Regions from separate parts of the Homo sapiens genome. Here regions 2, 3 and 4 are each linked to region 1. A link is a loop called in an ENCODE intact Hi-C map of the cell type or tissue named here. Cell type or tissue: dorsolateral prefrontal cortex. All regions are shown on one strand. Each heading gives the region's core, and the rest is flanking DNA. Links, peaks and the distances in the headings are about the cores only. Region 1 has its middle 23 kb from the start of LINC03030. Region 2 has its middle 14 kb from the start of GDPD4. Region 3 overlaps MYO7A (myosin VIIA). Region 4 overlaps PAK1 (p21 (RAC1) activated kinase 1).

The links. Peaks named below come from ENCODE experiments on the same cell type or tissue, not always from the same donor. Only the 100,000 strongest peaks of a DNase experiment are listed, where the experiment ranks them.
Region 2: it touches region 1 in a loop (3-fold over the local background); 3 of 110 quality-filtered maps call a loop at or near these places.
Region 3: a loop joins it to region 1, with 8 times the contacts of the local background. A loop is called at or near these places in 95 of 110 quality-filtered maps.
Region 4: a loop joins it to region 1, with 2.2 times the contacts of the local background. A loop is called at or near these places in 17 of 110 quality-filtered maps.

Annotation. Positions count from the first base shown.
Region 1 is chr11:77,545,576-77,550,161 of GRCh38, reverse strand. No RefSeq gene overlaps it. Among named protein-coding and RNA genes, the nearest start is that of LINC03030, 23 kb to the left of the region's middle. RefSeq lists an enhancer at 950-1,019. In dorsolateral prefrontal cortex, for the core only: CTCF peaks have their summits at 1,503 and 1,703 (motif pointing right); a DNase peak (open chromatin) is centred at 1,712; H3K4me3 peaks cover 796 bases; H3K27ac peaks cover 1,460 bases.
Region 2 is chr11:77,312,980-77,317,565 of GRCh38, reverse strand. It overlaps the pseudogene TOMM20P1. Among named protein-coding and RNA genes, the nearest start is that of GDPD4, 14 kb to the right of the region's middle. In dorsolateral prefrontal cortex, for the core only: no CTCF peak of the experiment used is centred there; no DNase peak of the experiment used is centred there.
Region 3 is chr11:77,193,245-77,197,830 of GRCh38, reverse strand. MYO7A (myosin VIIA) reads right to left here. Exons shown (of 49, transcript NM_000260.4): 32 at 3,307-3,477; 33 at 233-350. Among named protein-coding and RNA genes, the nearest start is that of MYO7A, 67 kb to the right of the region's middle. In dorsolateral prefrontal cortex, for the core only: CTCF peaks have their summits at 1,694 and 1,893 (motif pointing left); a DNase peak (open chromatin) is centred at 1,889.
Region 4 is chr11:77,407,715-77,412,300 of GRCh38, reverse strand. The region is part of intron 1 of PAK1 (p21 (RAC1) activated kinase 1); the gene reads left to right. Among named protein-coding and RNA genes, the nearest start is that of PAK1, 64 kb to the left of the region's middle. RefSeq lists an enhancer at 663-782. In dorsolateral prefrontal cortex, for the core only: no CTCF peak of the experiment used is centred there; DNase peaks (open chromatin) are centred at 800 and 2,034; H3K4me3 peaks cover 3,247 bases; H3K27ac peaks cover 1,625 bases.

The DNA of each region.
Region 1 (4,586 bases), core at 183-4,182:
GAAAGGGAAAACACCACAGTGAAGAGGAGTGTGGAGTCTGGTTACTTCCTGCTGAAAGGGGGCATTGAAGGGATAGGTTGCATTTTTTCCTTTCTTGCTCTGTCATGAAGGGAATGAAGGGTCACGAAAAACTCGTTCAGGACAGGGAAAACCGGGTTCCATCAAAAGGCCCCATGCAAATGGAAGTTGCTGTTACAGGCTGGTATTGGGATTGCATAGCCATCTGTAGGTGGAATCTTTGCAATCTGGAAGATATAAATTTAATGAGCATGTTAAAAAAAAAAAGCAGGGATCAGATATTAAAAGAAGAATGACAAGGAACAAAGGTCCAAGGAATGGGAGAAGCCAAGTGATTTTTGGAAACCAATTAGTAAAAGTTTTGGTCCAGTCTTGGTTACTTTGGGAAAGTGTGTGTAGTCATTTAGCTTGTTTGAAAATTTCTTGGACATCAGTTTCCACTTCTCCGGACACATTAATGTAGGTGCAACAGGTTTTGTTGATGACAGCAAAGACTCCTCCCTCTTCAGCTAGGAGGTAATCCAGAGCACATCTTTTACCAAAAACCAGAGGAACCAGATACCTGCTTTGGAAAGTAGGGAAGTCTAATTACATCTAATTTTCCCCAGATAAGGAGTTTTGCCTCTGGATGGCCTGTTTGATGGTCACCAGGTGCTATTTGCTCCCTTCTAAATTCTAAATTCTCAGGTAAGGAGCTTTTTCTCTGGGGCCTGTTCAATGGTCACCAGGTGATTTTCAGTCTCCTCATGTACTAAGTAGCCAGGGTAGAGAATTATTTCTCCAGACCAATACCCTCACTGTACAGATGCGAAAGACAAGCCTGGAGAAAATGAAAGTGATTTGCCTGGTGACATGAAATCAAGAACTCAAACTGAGGTCTGCTGACTCCTAGTCATGGGTTCTCTCAGCACTCGACACTGCCTTGGCCTCACTTCATGTGCTTCCACAAAGGCTCAGCCCATACCAGGTCCACCCCGGTGTCTAATCCACAGCAATGCCAACAACAATGTGAGTGTTTATTATTGTGCTACTTTACATATATTATCTCTAATCCAAACAACATGCTTTCAAGAAAGGTGAGCATATCCCCATTATAAGAGGAGGAAGCTGCTGCTCAGAGACTTTAAGAGAGTAGCTAAAGTCACAGCTAGTGAAGACAGTTCAGAATTTGATGCAGTCTTTTGGACTCCAAAGCCTACGCTGTTTAGCTACACTCACCTCCATCTGTTCCTGCTCCATCTTACCTTCCCCAGGTTATTTCTTCATCAAGAGCTAGCTCTAATTCTACTCCCTCCCCAAAAGCCCTTCCACCCCAGACCACAGGGATCCCTTCATTGACTCAACTTTCATGGCAATAATCACCTGCATTAGCTGTTTGGCAAAGTCTAACTCACATTGTAATTTATTTTGTCGTGTATATTACTTGCTTCCTTATCTCTGAGGCTGAGAAAGAGAAGACGCTTCCTCTGTGTTTCTGTCCTTGCCCTGTAGCTGTGTTGAGTTGTGTTGATATTGCAAGAGCATAACATTTAGTCTGTTATGAGATTCTGCCCTTAGAAATACCTAGGGAAGGGATGCCTGTAGGCCCAAGCGGAGTTGAAAATTCAAAATGAAGAAGAACAGCGTTCTCTTCGGGTTCAGATTTGTAGTAATATTTATTCTCTTTTCCATAAGTAAGCCTCTAGGTGGCAGTCGAAAGCCTAGTTGTGAGAGCGTGAGTGTCTCATAAATGAAGTCACAAAATCTCAGGCTGAAAGGAGTTTTTCTCATCTAACTACCAATTCAAAGCTAGAATTCCCTCCCTGACATAACAACAACTATGGCAATATTTCTTCCATCTCAGGGGCTGGTGATGAGAAACTCCCTTTTTTCGAAGCACTTTTTCCATGTGTGGTCAGTTTATTAGAATATCGTTCTTGATTTTATGTGAAAACTGCTTCCTTGTAGCTTCTACCTACTCCAGAAAGAAACTAAGTGTATCTGGGCCTAGGGATGTGAGAACAGCAGAGTCTGAAGATCTGGAGAGCGTTTGACTGGCTCAGAGAAGCCTCCTTTTCACTTCTATTCTTCCCAAGGGCTTCTCCCCAAGAGCCTGGACTTCGTTTAGCCAAACCCACTTTCTCTGATCAAAATAACAAAGAGGCCAGGGCAGGCGGTTCATGCCTGTAATTCCAGCACTTTGGGAGGTTGAGGTGGGCTGATCATTTGAGCCCAGGGATTCAAGACCAGCCTGGGCAAAATGGTGAGACCCTGCCAATAAAAAAAATTTAAAAATTAGTTGGACATGGTGGCACATGCCTGTAGTCCCAGCTACTCAGGTGGCTGAGGTGGGACGATGGCTTGAGCCCAGGAGGCAGAGGTTGCAGTGAGCCATGATTGTGCCACTGCACTTCAGCCTGAGCAACAGAGCAAGACCTCATCTCAAAAAAATAAAAATAAAATAACAAAGAGAGATTAATACTGCACTTCCTGGTCTCAAATGTATTCTTTAGAAATATATAGGACAAGGCCAGGTGTGGTGACTCACGCCTAGCACTTTAAGAGGCCAAAGCAGGTGGATCCCTTGAGCCCAGGAGTTTGAGACCAGCCTGGACAATGTGGCAAAACCCCATCTCTACAAAAAATACAAGAACTGGCCGGGTGCAGTGGTGCGTGCCCAGTTACTCAGGAGGCTGAGGTGGGAGGATGGCTTGAACCTGGGAGGCAGAGGTTGGAGTGAACCGCGATTGCAGCCTGGGCAACAAAGTGAGAGAAAGAAAGAGAGAGAGAGAAAGAAAGAGAAAGAAAGAAAGAAAGAGAGAGAGAGGAAGGAAGGAAGGAAGGAAGGGGAAGGGAAGGGAAGGAGGGAGGGAAGGAGGAAGGGAAGGGAAGGAAGGGAGAGAGAAAGAGAGGAAGGAAGGAAGGAACAAAGGAACGGAAGGAAGGGAGGGAAGGAAACAAATATATACACTGACTATGTACCCACAAAAATAAAAAATTAAAAAATTAAAAGAAATGAAAAAATGTATATATAGAACAAACAAGTGTCTCTTCTTCTAGGGATCTAAAGACAGAGATTGAGTCATCCATCCATCCATCCATCCATTTGTCCATCCATCAAACATATCTTTACTTGGAGCCTACTATGTTACAGGCACTGAGTCTGCTAGTGGGCAGTCAATAAGTGATAAATCCCTAATAACCTGATGACTAACTCAGTCACAGGTAGGTCCAATTTTACATGGTACTTTTTTTTTTTTTTTTTTGAGACAGAGTCTCGCTCTGTTGCCCAGGCTGGAGTGCAGTGGCACGATCTCAGCTCACTGTAGCCTCCGCCTCCCGGGTTCAAGCGATTCTCCTGCCTCAGCCTCCTGAGTAGCTGGGATTACAGGTGTGCGCCATCACGCCCGGCTAATTTTTGTATTTTTAGTAGAGACAGGGTTTCACCATGTTGGTCAGGTTGGTCTCGAACTCCTGACCTCGTGATCCGCCCACCTCAGCCTCCCAAAATGCTGGGATTACAGGCATGAGCCACTGCACTCTACATGGTACATTTTTGAGAAGAGATTGGAGAGACAAGGGAACTAGCATTTACTGAAGAGTTGCCTATTAGGCAAGGTGCTAGGTGCTTGCTTTACATGCCTTATACTGTTTAAGACTATCTAATGAGATAGGTTATCTCCATCTCCACTTTACAAAGGAGGAAGCTGAGGATTAGAGAGCTTAATAACTGGACCAAGGACCAACAGCCAGGAAGTGATGGAGCTGGAGTCTGGATACAGAGGTCCCCAACTGCAAAACCACCACACTGTGAGCCTTGCATGGGGCTCCCTAGAACAGCAGAAGGGACAACATGGTCCCCTCCTGTCCTGTGTCTGATATAAATATTGCTTTTTTTTTTTTTTTTTTTTTTTTTGAGATGGAGTCTTGCTCTGTCGCTCAGGCTGGAGGAGTGCAGGGGTGCAATCTCGGCTTGCTCAACCTCCACCTCCCAGGTTCAAGTGATTCTCCAGCCTCAGCCTCCTGAGTAGCTGGAATTACAGGTGGCCGCCACCATGCCTGGCTAATTTTGTATTTTTAGTAGAGATGGGGTTTCACCATGTTGGCCAGGCTGGTCTCAAACTACTGACCTCAGGTGATCCCCCCACCTCGGCCTCCCAAAGTGCTGGGATTACAGGCATGAGCCACTGTGCCTGGTGACATATTGCTTTAAGTTAGGTTTTCTTTTTACACTTTCACACCCAAATCCCTCATTTTCAGCTTTTTAAAAAACTTATATTTTTAGAGTGATTTACTTGTGGTTTCTCATAAAAGTCAAATTTCCCATCAATACTTTCTGTTATAAACTTGGACACGGGACAGAGCACATGAAAATCAATATTTCATATGTAATCATGTGTAATTTGGGTATTCATTAGTTTGTTTTTATTTTTTGTTTGTTTGTTTGTTTTTGTTTTTGTTTTTGTTTGAGACAGAGTCTTGCTCTGTCACCCAGACTGGAATGCAGTGGGTCAATCTTGGCTCACTGCAACCTCCACCTCCCGCTTCAAGCGATTCTCATACTTAGCCTCCCGAGTAGCTAGGACTAC
Region 2 (4,586 bases), core at 237-4,236, 230 kb after region 1:
AGGTGCCCGCCACAAGGCCCGGCTAATTTTTTTGTATTTTTTAGTAGAGACAGGGTTTCACCGTATTAGCCAGGATGGTCTCGATCTCCTGACCTCGTGATTCTACCCGCCTCGGCCTCCCAAAGTGCTAGGATTACAGGCATGAGCCACCGCGCCCAGCCCTAAAACTGCATTTTTTACATTACAAAAAGATTGTCTATGATATGTGCATGATATACCAATTTTCTAATCTCTTCTGCAGTAACATTTCATTAACACTCTGGTCCACAGGTTGATTTAATAAAGTCAGAATGGCAGGCAGGAAGTTGGTAAAATAAACTTACTGAGAGGCAAAAGGAACCAAACATTTACTGACTGCCTATTATGCACGTTCCACTAGGTTTTACACACGTTACATAAATGTGAACCTAAGTTCTAGTTATCAGTTAACAGGCCCAGCATTGCTACAGCCAGTAAGTCTATGTTTTAAATGTTCTTTCACCCTAAGTACAAATTGTGGACCAAAACAATGGATCTTTGCCCAAAGAAGCATGTCAACTGTTGCACTAATACATTATTTCCCATTTCCAAAGTTTTTGTTTTTAGTAAGTGTGCCACATTAGCACATGGAAACATTCAAGCTGTTTATTACTCCACTGAAATTTGGGGTTTTTTCGTTCTCACTTGCTGAGCACCATTTGGCCAGCATCACTACAACGACCTGATTCTATCACCTTGTAAAACTCAAGATGGGAACGGATAGTGTTTGGTGATTACATTTCTGGGAGAAAAAAGTGCTGATCTTTTTTCTTTAACTTGACACAGCTGGCTTTAAAAAAAGCAGTACCTCATTTTAAAGCACCAAAGTTGTCATTTAAATAAGAACATGTACTTGGCTTAATGAGCTGTAAAATGAAGATATCACTGTCTTTTCAAGGATTACAGCAAAGCCAGTATGTTTAGAGCCAAGTGATACTCAGCTCATGCTGCACTCCAGTTCCCAAGGAAATGGTGTTTCTACCCTCCCCAGACCTAAGCTGCTCTTCACTCCTCCAGCCAGCCCTCCTTTTTCTGAGCCCCTTTTTTCCATGCTGAGCTGTCTGCCCGTTGCTCCCTTTCCCACCCCTGTTTTCTCTCTAACTGCCCCTCTATATACATCTGGGCTGGTGCCTAAGACTTTTTAGCTGACTGGTTAATCACTGACCAATCACCACTACACTGCTTTGGATTTGGGATCCCACTAGTAAAACTAACTGGCATGTTTGCACTGGTCATCCCCCCTGCCAAAAGCATCCTATGTCACCAAAAAGGCACTGTTTAAGGGTTCAAGATCACACACCCTCAAGATACCTGAGAAAGGTCCTCAAATGTGAGTCACCTAGTCTAATAGTAGAGGTAAGATCAGAGATGAAATGTGACTTGCTCAAGGCTGTGCGGCTAATCAGAGGCAGAAACTAGAACGATTTCTCCTTCCACTATACCACAAAAACCCAAGGTTAATAACGATTAAGAAGAGTTTGTAAGTAAACCAAAATAAAATGCCTAGTACACAGGAAAAGTCTTTGGGATCTCTCCACAGACTTTTAGACAGAATAAAGGCAGTCTTTACAATGAGAAATGCTACTCAGTTCAACAGATGCCACCAAATACCAAGGATCCTTACTCAATTCTGAAATGGAATCTGTGACTACGGAGAATATGTCACTATTTGAGAATAAGAGGTCCCACCTGCTCCATTATTTTCAAGTTTTCAGTCACAAGGTTGTAACTTACTCTCATCGTTTAACAAGATAAATTAATCAAGCTGAAGTAGGATTTGGTACACCGATGATAAAAGCAAAAGTCAACAAACATTTTTACAAGCAGATCATCCCAGTTACCTTAAAAGTTTCAGATTAATTTACAGAGAAGTGACAGAACCATATAATTTCAGTGAAAATCAACAAGATAGTTATACCATTAAAAAAAGATCAATTCGGCTGGGCGCGGTGGCTCATGCCTGTAATTCCAGCACTTTGGGAGGCCAAGGGGGGCGGATCACCTGAGGTTGGGAGTTCCAGACCAGCCTGACCAACATGGAGAAACCCCGTCTCTACTAAAAATACAAAAAAATTAGCCAGGCGTGGTGGCACATTCCTGTAATACCAGCTACTTTGGAGGCTGAGGCAGGAGAATCGCTTGAACCTGGGAGGCGGAAGTTGCGGCGAGCCAAGACCATGCCATTGCACTCCAGCCTGGGCAACAAGAGCGAAACTCTTGTCTCAAAAAAAAAAAAAAAAAAAAAAAAAAAGAAAAGAAAAGAAAAAAAATCAATTCGGAAATACTAAGGCAAGCATGCAAAATTCAGAATATAAAAAAACGCAAAGCCTGGTTGCCCACACACATTCCTTAGGTTAAGGTGGATTTAAAGATGCTCATCAGAACCCAGTGAATCAGAAGCTGAAAGGGACACTTTGGTGATCAGTGGACGCATTCTCTCATGTAAAAAATGGAGGGAAAGTGAGCACACAGGAACTGGTGAATCTTACAAGGCTAGATTAGGGGTGTACATAGCTCTAATTCCTGGTGCTATTTGCAACTACATGTATTTAAAATCCAAGGAGGTAAATACCTAGAACACATTAAGCCCACTGATTTAAACAAAACATTTCAAGACCGATATACAGAAAGTGAATGAAGTTGTTAACACAGGACAGCAGCATACCTCACATATTTATGTCTAAGAGATTAAATGGAAATAAATGATCGCTCAAAAATTTTAATGCTAGTTTTCACAAACACAACCAAGTTTACCAAATTTCCGGATTTACAGCAAAATGTATGAGCTAAAAAAGTGTGCATTCTTCAGTTTCTCCTATACTTTTTTTTTTTTTTTTTTTGCCTATTTTCAAAACTGACCACTGGGTATTTTTAACATAAGCCATGTCATATGTAAAGTTTAACTATGTTTCTGGAATAAACAAAATCCATAATATTTCAGTAACTCATAGTGTATTTATAAAATGAAAAGTTCTCTATCAAAATATACTTTTCACTGGGAAAAAAATAGACAAATGGATCTACACAAAGTAAACATTAACTTTGGTAGATTTCAGTGTAGTTCATAACAAGCATATTTGCCCTTATTCCCCTGGAGCTGCTCAACTACCAAGAATTATATATATATATATATATATATATATATATATTTTTTTTTTTTTTTTTTTTTTTTTTTTTTTTTTTTGAGACAGAGTCTCACCCTGTCATCCAGGCTGAAGTGCAATGGCATGGTTTCAGCTCACTGCAACCTCCGCCTCCCTGGTTCAACCGATTCTCCTGCCTCAGCCTCCCAAGTAGCTGGGCTTACAGGCGCCCGCCAACACACCCGGCTAATTTTTTGTATCTGTAGTAGAGACGGGGTTTCATCATGTTGGCCAGGCTGGTCTCGAACTCCTGACCTCATGAGCCGCCTGCCTTGGCCTTCCAAAGTGCTGGGATTATAGGTATGAGCCACCGCGCCCGGCCTTAAATATTTTTAACTGAGATTTTATTATGTTGACATTTGTTTCTCATTCCACATCATCTTCAGCCAAGCTCTAAGCACTTACAATTCTCTAATTGTTGGGAGCTTAGTCAGAGGCATCTGGAACACTGGTGGTGGAAGAGTTTGCTGTAAGACCTGCAGTAACTGCTGTGGCTGTCCACACACAGCAATTGCATTTGTCAGATGGTCTACACCCTTCTCATATTTACCTTGAGCTAGTAACTCTTCACCAAGCTGTGTTTCTTCAAGGAAGAATTTCTGAACAGCGTCAGCATCTTTAAGGTCAGGTAACTTGGAAAACCCAGCTCTCTCCTTGGGAAGCTTCTGTTTCTTTCTTCGTTCTCGAAGCCTGTTCTTGAAATTGGGGTCACTTCGTCTTTTGTGGTAAAAGTAGATGCAGTACCTGATAAAAAGGGCCCCACATACACTGGCGGCGATGGCGCTCTTCCGACCCACTGTCTTCTCTACAACGCAGAGCGTGGACGGTGGCGGCAGGGACTGCGAAGGAGCGGTGGGCCACGAACCCTTAGGGCGGAGGGCGGAGGGCGCTGCTCATACCCAACGCCCGTGGGCCAGGACTCGGAAAGCCTGAGAAAACTTTTAAAGTGTTCATGTGATTAGATCAGGCTTGCCTAAATAATCCCTATTTCTAGGTCAATTGATTGGAGAACTTAATTACATCTGCAAACCCCTTCACCACAGTACCTAGATTGAATAACTGGGAGAAGGTATGTGTACACCAATGGCTGGGAATGTTGGTGGGTCATCTTAGAATTCTTTCCAGCTGCCGGGTGTGGTGGCTCACACCTGTAATCCCAGCACTTTGGGAGGCCGAGGCAGGTGGTTTGCCTGAGGTCGGGAGTTTGAGACCAGCCTGACCAGCATGGAGAAACCCTGTCTCTACTAAAAATACAAAATTAGCTGGGCATGGTGGCGCATGCCTGTAATCCCAGCTACTCAGGAGGCTGAGGCAGGAGAATCGTTTGAACTTGGGAGGCAGAGGTTGCAGTGAGCTGAGATCACGCCATTGCACTCCAGCCTGGGCAACAAGAGTGAAACTCCATCTCAAAAAACAAAAACAAAC
Region 3 (4,586 bases), core at 257-4,256, 350 kb after region 1:
GACGGGGGCCCCTGGCTCAAGACGTTTCCCTCCCCTGCTGTGGGCTGGAGCTACAGAGCAAGGGACTGGGAGCATTGCAGGCTGTGGGGTACCTGAGAATTTGTAGGCTGTGGGCTGGAGCTACAGAGCAAGGGACTGGGAGCATTGCAGGCTGCGGGGTACCTGAGAATTTGTAGGCTGTGGGCTGGAGCTACAGAGCAAGGGACTGGGAGCATTGCAGGCTGCGGGGTACCTGAGAATTTGTAGGCTTCATAAAACCTGGAGAAGAGCAAGGGCCACTTGAAGCGGGCATAACTGACCACATCCTCTTTGACCTTCTGGGCATCAGTTCTCCTCTGGGCATAAATCCCCTGGAAGGAGAGAGGGACAGAGGGACAGAAGACAACATACGAGTGAGTTTGCTCTAAAAATCAGCTGCTGCTGCCTTCTAGCCAGGAGCAGCCTGGGGCTCCTGCACCTCCTGTGCATCGTGGCCTTGCCCTGCTCCCATCTGTCTGCAGCCACCCTGTCCCCACCTTTCTCATTCGTCAACATCGGCGAGCACTTTTGAGTGCCAGCTCTATGCAGGTGCTGGGGCCCAAAGTCAGAGAAAGCATAGCTGCCCCTCCAGGGAGTTCCCAGTTCAGCAGAGACAGGGAAGCAAGGATTCCAGGCAGAGCATGTGGGAGGCCCAAGGCCCTGGGGTCAGTAGGAGGCGTGTGCTGGTGCAGCAGAGGCGTGGGCAGGGCAGACGGGGAAGAGAGGGAATGGGGACACAGCGTGCGGAGCCAGGTCCTGGGGGACTGTGAGTGCAGCCACAACTGCAAGAAACTGATCTGGTGAATCTGGGAGTTAGAAAGATCAGTGTGTCAAGGGAGAACTGGAGCCTGGAGGTGAGGTGATCCGTGAGGGGTGCTGCTGTGCTCTTGGTAAGATACAAAAGCACCGGCATTGTGTTTCTCTAAAAATATTCCCCCAAGCCCTAGTGAGAACTCTGGGGTTCTGGGGTAGCATTGGAGGGGTCAGAGTGAAATCCTGGTTTTTATAGAATGTAGACACAGGCATAGGTAAGGGTGGATGTGTATGCCAGCTCACAGACGGCCCCATCTCCACCCATGAGAGCCCATGAGGGGTGCCATCCTGAGAGCGGTGAGAATTCAGAGGCAAAGAGCTCAATGTCACCAACCCAAGCTCAAATGACTCAGAGAAAATACATATGTAGGCAGAGAGACAAATCACTGAGCAAGTGTGGCTATCACCCAGTGAATCTGGGAAGTGAAGTGCACATAGCAGTCCTACTTTTTTGAACGTGCAATTTCTCCATAACTTTGAAATTATTTCAAAATAAGATGTTTTCAAAACACCTGTTATGGACTGAATTGTGTGCTTCCTTCCCCAACCTACCATATTTGCGTATTAAAGTCCTCACCCCCAGCAACTCAGAATGTAACCCTATTTGGAGATAAGCTCCTTTTTTTTTTTTTTGAGAAGGAGTCTTGCTCTTGTCCCCCAGGCTGGAGTGCAATGGCAGGATCTTGGCTCACTGCAACCTCCGCCTCCCGAGTTCAAGTGATTCTCCTGCCTCAGTCTCCGAGTAGCTAGGATCACAGGCACCCACCACCACGCCTGGTGAATTTTTGCATTTTTAGTAGAGACGGGGTTTTGCCATGTTGGCCAGGCTCGTCTCAAACTCCTGACCTCATGATCCGCCCGCCTTGGCCTCCCAAAGTGCTGGGATTACAGGCGTGAGCCACCGCGCCTGGCCCAGAGATAAGGTCTTTAAAGAGGTCACTAATGAGATATCTTGGGTGGGCTGTAATCCAATATGTCCCGTGCCCTTTTAAGAGCAGGATATTTGGACTCAGACGTGCATGTGCACACATCACTGTGTGGTGACAGATGGAGAAGACAGCCATCTGCAGGCCGAGAGGAGAAGCCTCAGGAGAAAGCCCCTGCTGACACCTTGATCTCGGAGCTCCAGGCTCCAGAACTAGAAGGAAATACATTTATTTCTGTTGTTGAAACTACCTAGTCTGTGGCACTTTGTTATGGCAGACCTAGAAAATGAACAATGCACCCTCCCACCCTACAAAAACTGTGATTCACAACTGTCCATTCTATGTGGGGCCTGGCCCAGGGCTCTGGGACAGACACTCTGAGGAGCTCCAGTCCAGGAGAGACCCAGCTCAGCTGTGGGCTCCAAAGGGCAGAAACCATGTCTGTCCCACAAAGGGCTGTGTCTCCAGGTCCTGGTATGGTGCCCAGCACATGACAAATGCCCAAAATAAAATGAATGCATAATAATAGCACCCCACCCAGGACGTACCATATGCCACAATGGCAGTGAGCCCCGAGGAGGCCCTCAGGGAGGTGGGGGTGGAGGCTGCAGCTGTTTGGGAGTTAGCTGGACAGGCTGCAGTGGCTGCCGGCATGTGAGGGCCAAGGGAGAGGAGGTGCCTGAGGATGAAGGGCAGGGCTCTCACTTGAGGGACAGAGGGGTGGCAGGGAGGAGACGCTCCTCCTCTGAAGTGGGGTTCGGGGGGGTTCGGGCCTCGGGGGAAGCAGGCTGGCGCAGGGAGCACTCAGGACTCAGGGAGAGGCAGAGGCTGGCGGGGAGCTGACCAGAGAAGGCACACGGTCAGGTGGAGGGTGGCACAGGGCTCCCGGGTGAGGACGGAGGCCACGAGGTGGAGGGGTGAGATCCGGGTCTGTGGTGCCCTCAGACTATGGAGCCCTCGACTTATGTACGGGGGCAATTCTCTTGCACAGCCAGGGCCATGGAGATGAGGCGGCCTTGGGTCCCCTACCAGCAGCCAGTGCTCCCACCTTCTCCCCATCTGGATACCCCTGCTCTACCTGGCCAGGCTCTTAGCTTGGGAGGGAACCACTCATGGCTGGTCATGGGCCTGGGCTCCAAGCAAGAGGGTCAAGGGGGCCTGTCCCTAAAGCTCCCCAGGCGGGAAGTTGGGCTGGAGTTCTTTTAGGAAAAAGGAGGTACAATTCCTAAAGCTCTGTCTAGCATCCACCGCCACTCCTGAGCTGCAGCTCTGGAAGCTATAACACCAATGAGGGGCTGGCACAAGACCAGGAAAGGGGCCCCAATACCCATGGCCCCACAGAGGCTGCAAGGTTAAGTCTGATTCCCTCTGTGTGCCTGGCACACAGATGGAAGGAGAATGAGTGAGCTGATGTCCAATGAAGGAAGGGCCACTGGAAGGTGCCATCCCATCCCCCGCAGCCCCAACAGAGAGGTTCAGATGAGGCCTGGGACCTCCTTGGTTGTTCAGGTCCACATCCCTTCTCTAGGACTCCTCTCAGCCCTTCTACCTTCTTGTGGGCGGCGATGGCCAGCTGGGCCCACTTCTCCAGCGTCTTCAGGGGCGTGATCTCGCGGTCGGGGATGTAGGTGGGCACGAGGTTCAGGAGGCGCTCCAGGATCATCTCAGAGCCATAGTCTACAAAGTACTGCTGGGAGGCCAGCTCAGCCAGGTCGTCCTCCTAGGTGGGGGGAGGCCTCGGTCATGCATTGGCCCAGGCCCCTCCAGGAAGCCCTTCCACACCACCAAAGGCTCCAGGCCCCTCTCCTGGCCCTGCCTCCTGTAGCTCTCAGAGCCTGGCCTTTGGGACCCAGGCTTCTCACTGATTCACCAGGGAATTCTTGTCTGCTCAGAGGAACCATGAGCTCCCCAAGGGCAGGGCCACACCCTCACCTTCTCCTGGATCCCTCTGGCACTGGCATGGAGCTGGACTCTGCCCAGGGGCACATGAAGTGATGCAAAGAAACAAGCCAGCCCATCGAGCAGCCACTGCACACTCAGCCCTGTGAGACAGCGACCAGAGCTGACAAACAGCAGAAGAGGAAGTGTCTGCCCTGGAGAATGGGAGACACCTAGGGTCTGCTGGCAGGGTCAGAGTGAGGGAAGTGCATCACTGTGACTGCCTCCATCACCATTACCACCGTTAAGCACTTGGGGGACAGTTAAAGTGGTTAACAGCTGGCAGGATCTACTGCAGAGGGTTCAGAGAGCCAAGTGGCCACTGGGCATTTGCCCCTTCTCTGCCTGGCCTGGTGCACAGCAGCCCCAGTGATGCCTACCTAGAGCTCCCCAGGGCTCCAGCAGCAAGGGCATAGAGAAAGGCTCTTGGGGGCCTTGGAGGCAATAGATATTTTCCAACCAGTTTGAAATATTTCAGAATTTTAGCAACTGATGTGGCTATACTAATGCACTCCGCCTGAATATTTGCTTACCACCAATACCACCATTATCATCACCACTATCACCAACAAAACTACCACCACTACCTCCACCATCACCACCATCACTGCCAACACTATCACCAACATCATTACTGCCTCCACCATCACCACCATCATCACTACCAACACTATGCCTCCACCATCACCATCATTATCACTACCAACAACACTGTCATCACCAACACCATCACTGCCTCCACCATCACCATCATTACCAACAACACTGTCATTGTCAACACCACCATCACTACCTTTACCATCACCACTATCATCACTACCCACAACACTGTCATCACCACCAACACCATCACTACCTCCACCATCACCACCACCACCACCATCACTAACA
Region 4 (4,586 bases), core at 321-4,320, 140 kb after region 1:
GCCTAATCTGAATCGTAGGTCTGACCTGAGGAATCTTAGAAGGGACTCCTCTATACTCATCTGTAGAAACTAAGGCACAGAGGAGCTCTGGTTGTCTTTCTTGACTCTGGAGCTCACACAGGACTCTGACAAGCCCTGGAAAACCTGGCCCTGGAGAGAAATTACCTCCTGCTGGAGACTGGGTGGGGAGAATAGCTGAGAGGGTGGGAAGATAGCTGTCTCCCCGCCCTCAGCTCTGCTTTGCAGAAAAGGAGAAGCGCGCGGCTTCCTCCCGCCTCCTTCCCTCCTTTCTTCCCCCGCCCCTTCTGTTTCGCCAACCCCGACGCGGCGCCTTCGCTGCCGCCCTGCGAGAGCGCGAGCGTGCTGCACCTCGGGAGCTGGCGGCTGAGCTGCCAGGAGCCCAGCCCAGCTGAATCGAGCGGAGCCGGTGGAGCAGGGGCCTTGTGGGTACCCGGTTGGGCAGGGAGAGGTGCGGCTCTGCGACGGAAACAATCGCCAGAGATGCCGGGGCTAGCCTTCCCCACCAGGTAATGCCGGCCCTGCCTGGGGCTCCCCTAGCTGGGCCGGGTTCTGGGGGATCTCCGCCGGCTTTCGGAGAGTGGTGACACGGGGTCCAGTAGATTTTGAGGGGTGTCTTACTTTCCTCTTACCTTAAGGGACCCTAAATGAGAGAAAGGGCTGAGGGTGGAACCTTTAGATGAGCCCACCCAGGGCTAGGCCTGCACTGGAATCAGAGCTCTGCCCAGGGAAGGGTGTGAAGGGGAAGCTGCGCCTTTGGGGAACCGCTCAGCCTCAGAAGCTCTGCTCCTTTGCAAGCGCCCTTCTGCTTGGTGGCCAACGTGGTGCTTTCCTCTGCCTTGGCTTAGTCGCTGGCCTGCTGGGACTGTGGGGGCTTTTCTGTGTTAAGAGGTTGAGTGAACTGGGAGGGAGGAGACCTGGGGGGACTGGTCCTATTCAGACATCCTCTGTGGCTTGAGTTGCCATATCTGTGCAGTGAAGGACTTGACATTGTTTGTTACTCTGGCTTTTCCAGACTGTCAAACCATCTTTTGGAGAGGTGAGCTGGTTTAAAGTGCTAAAATGGGCTGCAGAGATGTCCCCCTCAACACTGTAGAAGAGAGGAGAACTTGGGAAGTAGACCTTGGTATCCTGTCTTCCAGCCAGCCTTTTGAATGGCATCTTGGTGGTTCTTCAGGGACAAAGCAGAGACTGAGAATGCTGATGCTTATTTTAGTGTGATGCGTAGGTGTGTTAGGTGTAGGGAGGTAGGGTTGGGAAGTAGAAGGTCAAGGTATGTTAATGATTCTAAACTGGCCAGTTTTTCTGTCCTTAGGTATAAAGTTGCGTTAAACTAGACTCTCTTCTCTGGAGCCCCTTCCTTATTCTGCTAAGTTAATGACAGACCTGGCTGTGGTAATATCTTAATCACTATAATTCTTTCCTTCTTTATTACCTGGCACCAAGAAGCTCATGTCAGGCCCGATAATAACCTACTTTGATTATTTTGGACCTCTTTCCTCCCCCTAGTTTTTTCATGACTCTACGTCTTCCTCTCCTCACTTTTCTTTCTATTTCCTCCTCCTGATCATTTTTCCTGCCCCCTGCCTACCTTTTCTCCCGCCGTCCCCTTCACCCTTCCTCCTCCCCTCATGCTTCCCCTTTTGTATTTCTCCCCCTGTGTAGCCAGTCTTTCCTTCCCTCTCTTGGATCCTCCCCCTCTTGATTAGGCTTTCTTCTCTTTTCTAAAATTTTTGGTTAAGCTTTCTTATTATTAGTAGGTTACTGGTTTGTAGAGACCTTTTCCTGTGTTTATGAGGTCCAAACATTGTTTTCTACCTAACTCACTTGCATCTAGCTTTTACCTCCAAATTCTATCTTCCCCAGGACCATTCTCTCTCTTTACTGCCTCTGTGCCTTGCCTTGGGCCTGCCAACAAGCACTCCCTCTTCCTGCATTTGTTTCCCATCTTTGCTGGTGGTGGTGGGGCAGCAAGCAGGTAGGCAGTAGGGAATAAGCAAGATGGGAAGTGGGGGGCCTGAGTGGGAGGAGAGCAAGAATGTCAAGTAGTGCTGGGCAGAGGCTCAAGTTCCCTTTAGTGAGATGAGTGACTGGGAGGACCAGAAACTCTGGCAGCTGTGAGATAGTGCTGATCTGGAGGAAAGGAGGTAGCCCAGGAAAGAAGAGGGAGGATAGCAGGGATGGGTTGGAGGGACAGGAGGAGGAGGAGGCCTGGAGGAGAAGACAGTGCTCTTTTGAAGAAGAGGGTGGCCTGGACAAGATAGTGGTTATTTGTGTGTAGAAAGAGAAAGATTATAGTCTGGGAAAGGGGACTATATAGGTTAATTATCTTCCCCTTTGATGACTGGCTTTTTGAACTGATTTCTACTCAGCAAATTTTTTTTTAGTTAAAAATTTTGAAAGAATTTACCATGTTTATCATGTTTAAGTGTACAGTTCAGTTTCAGTAAGTACATTTATATCTTTTTTTCCCCCTTCATCCTCCTCACTCCCTTTCCTGGCCTTTGGTAACCACCAGTCTACTCTGTATCATCATGAGATCTACTTTTTTTACCTCCTACATATGAGTGAGAACATGTGATATTTGTCTTCCTGTACCTGGCTTTTTTTTTACCTGAAAAAATGGTATCCAGTGTCATCCATGTTGCTGCAAATGACAGGATTTTATTCTTTTTTATGGCTGAATAATATTCCGTTGTGTGTATATATACATATATACACAAATATATATTGTGTATATACACATTTTCATTTTGGCTATTATGAATAGTGCTACAGGATTCATGGGAGTGTGATATCTTTCATATATTGATTTGCTTTCTTTTAGATATATACTCAGTAATGGAATTGCTGAATCATGATAGTTCTATGTTTAGTTTCTGAGGAACCTCCATGCTATTCTCCATAGTGGCTCTACTAATTTACATTTTCACCAACAGCATATGAGGGTTCCTCTTTCTCCCCATCCTTGCCAGCATCTGTTATTGCCTGTCTTTTTCTTTTTCTTTTCTTGAGACAGGGTCTTGCTCTGTTGCCCAGGCTGGAGTGCAATGGTACGATCATGGCCTACTGCAGCTTCAACCTCCTAGGCTCAAGCAGTCTCCTACCTCAACCTCTGAAGTAGTTGGGACTGCAGGCACATGTCAGCATGCCTGGCTAATAAAAAAAAAATTTTTTTTTTTTAGAAGTGTGGTCTCCTTATGTTGCCCAGAGTGGTTGTGAACTCCTGGGCTCAAGTGATCTGCCTGCCTTGCCCTCCCAAAGTGTTGGGATTACAGGCATGAGCCATCGTGCCCAGCCTTTGCCTGTCTTTTTGATACAAGCCATTTTAACTGGAGTGAGATGATATCACATTATGGTTTTGATTTGTATTTCTCTGATGTTAGTGATGTTGAGCATTTTTTTCATGTACCTGTTGGTTATTTGTATCTCTTGTTACGAAAAATGTCCGTTCAGATCTTTGCCAGTTTTTAAATTGGATTACTTGTTTTTTTTGCTATTAAGTTGTTTGAGCGCCTTATATATTCTCGTTATTAATCCTTTGTCAGATGGATAGCTTACAAATATTTTCTCCCATTTTGTGGGTTGTCTCCACTTCGTTAATCAACGGAATTTTTGTGAGCACTGTCCTTAAAGTGGGGGAGTTAGAGGGAAAGCAGAGATGAGAACGACAAGATTACTGTTTTATTGGCACTCACTGTCAGAATGTGGAGTGTGTGTGTGTGTGTGTGTGTGTGTGTGTGTGTGTGTATTTCTCCATAGTGGCTCTACTAATTTACATTTTTGTCAACAACATGAGGGTTCCTCTTTCTCCCCATCCTTGCCAGCATCTATTATTGCCTGTCTTTTTCTTTTTCTTTTCTTGAGACAGGATCTTGCTGTTTTGCTCAGGCTAGAGTGCAATGGTACGTACGATCGTGTGTATGTGTGTGTATGTATATATGTGTGTGTGTATATATGTATGTACAATATTCACAGAGCTTTGAATATTGCATCCATCCATTATCAAATATTTCTGAACCATCTACTCTATGCTAATTATGGTACTAGGTTGGTGGCGATACAAAAATTGAAACTGGCCTCAGTTGTTGCTCTCAAATGCAGATCAAGGAATGTGGACGCTCATGTGGTAAGTATTGTAGAAGGAAGCACAAGGGGCTGTGATAATGCAGAAGAGGGCACTTTTGATTTAGCAAGACAGTGGCAGAGCTAGGACCTAAACTTAAGTCTTCTCTGAAGGTGATATCTATTCTCTTATACCCTGTTATCTCCTGAGTTTGTGTATACATACAGTGTACAAAGAGTTTTCCTATATCCTCTTTTCTGCCTACTTTTGGGGCTAGACTCTAGGTACTGCTGACATGAAAAAAAGAACAATCCCATGTGGCAGGTCACTGTGCCATAGCCAAACAAACACTCATTACCTTGGAAGGGAAACAGACTTCGTCCCTGTTAACTTCTGGCTCGAGGCCACTTGGGTGACTATATGCTGAGCTCCCTCTCTGAGTCATTTGATCTCTTCCTTCCTTTCCTCCCTGTTCCATTTACTTAAATTCAATTTCTGGCGG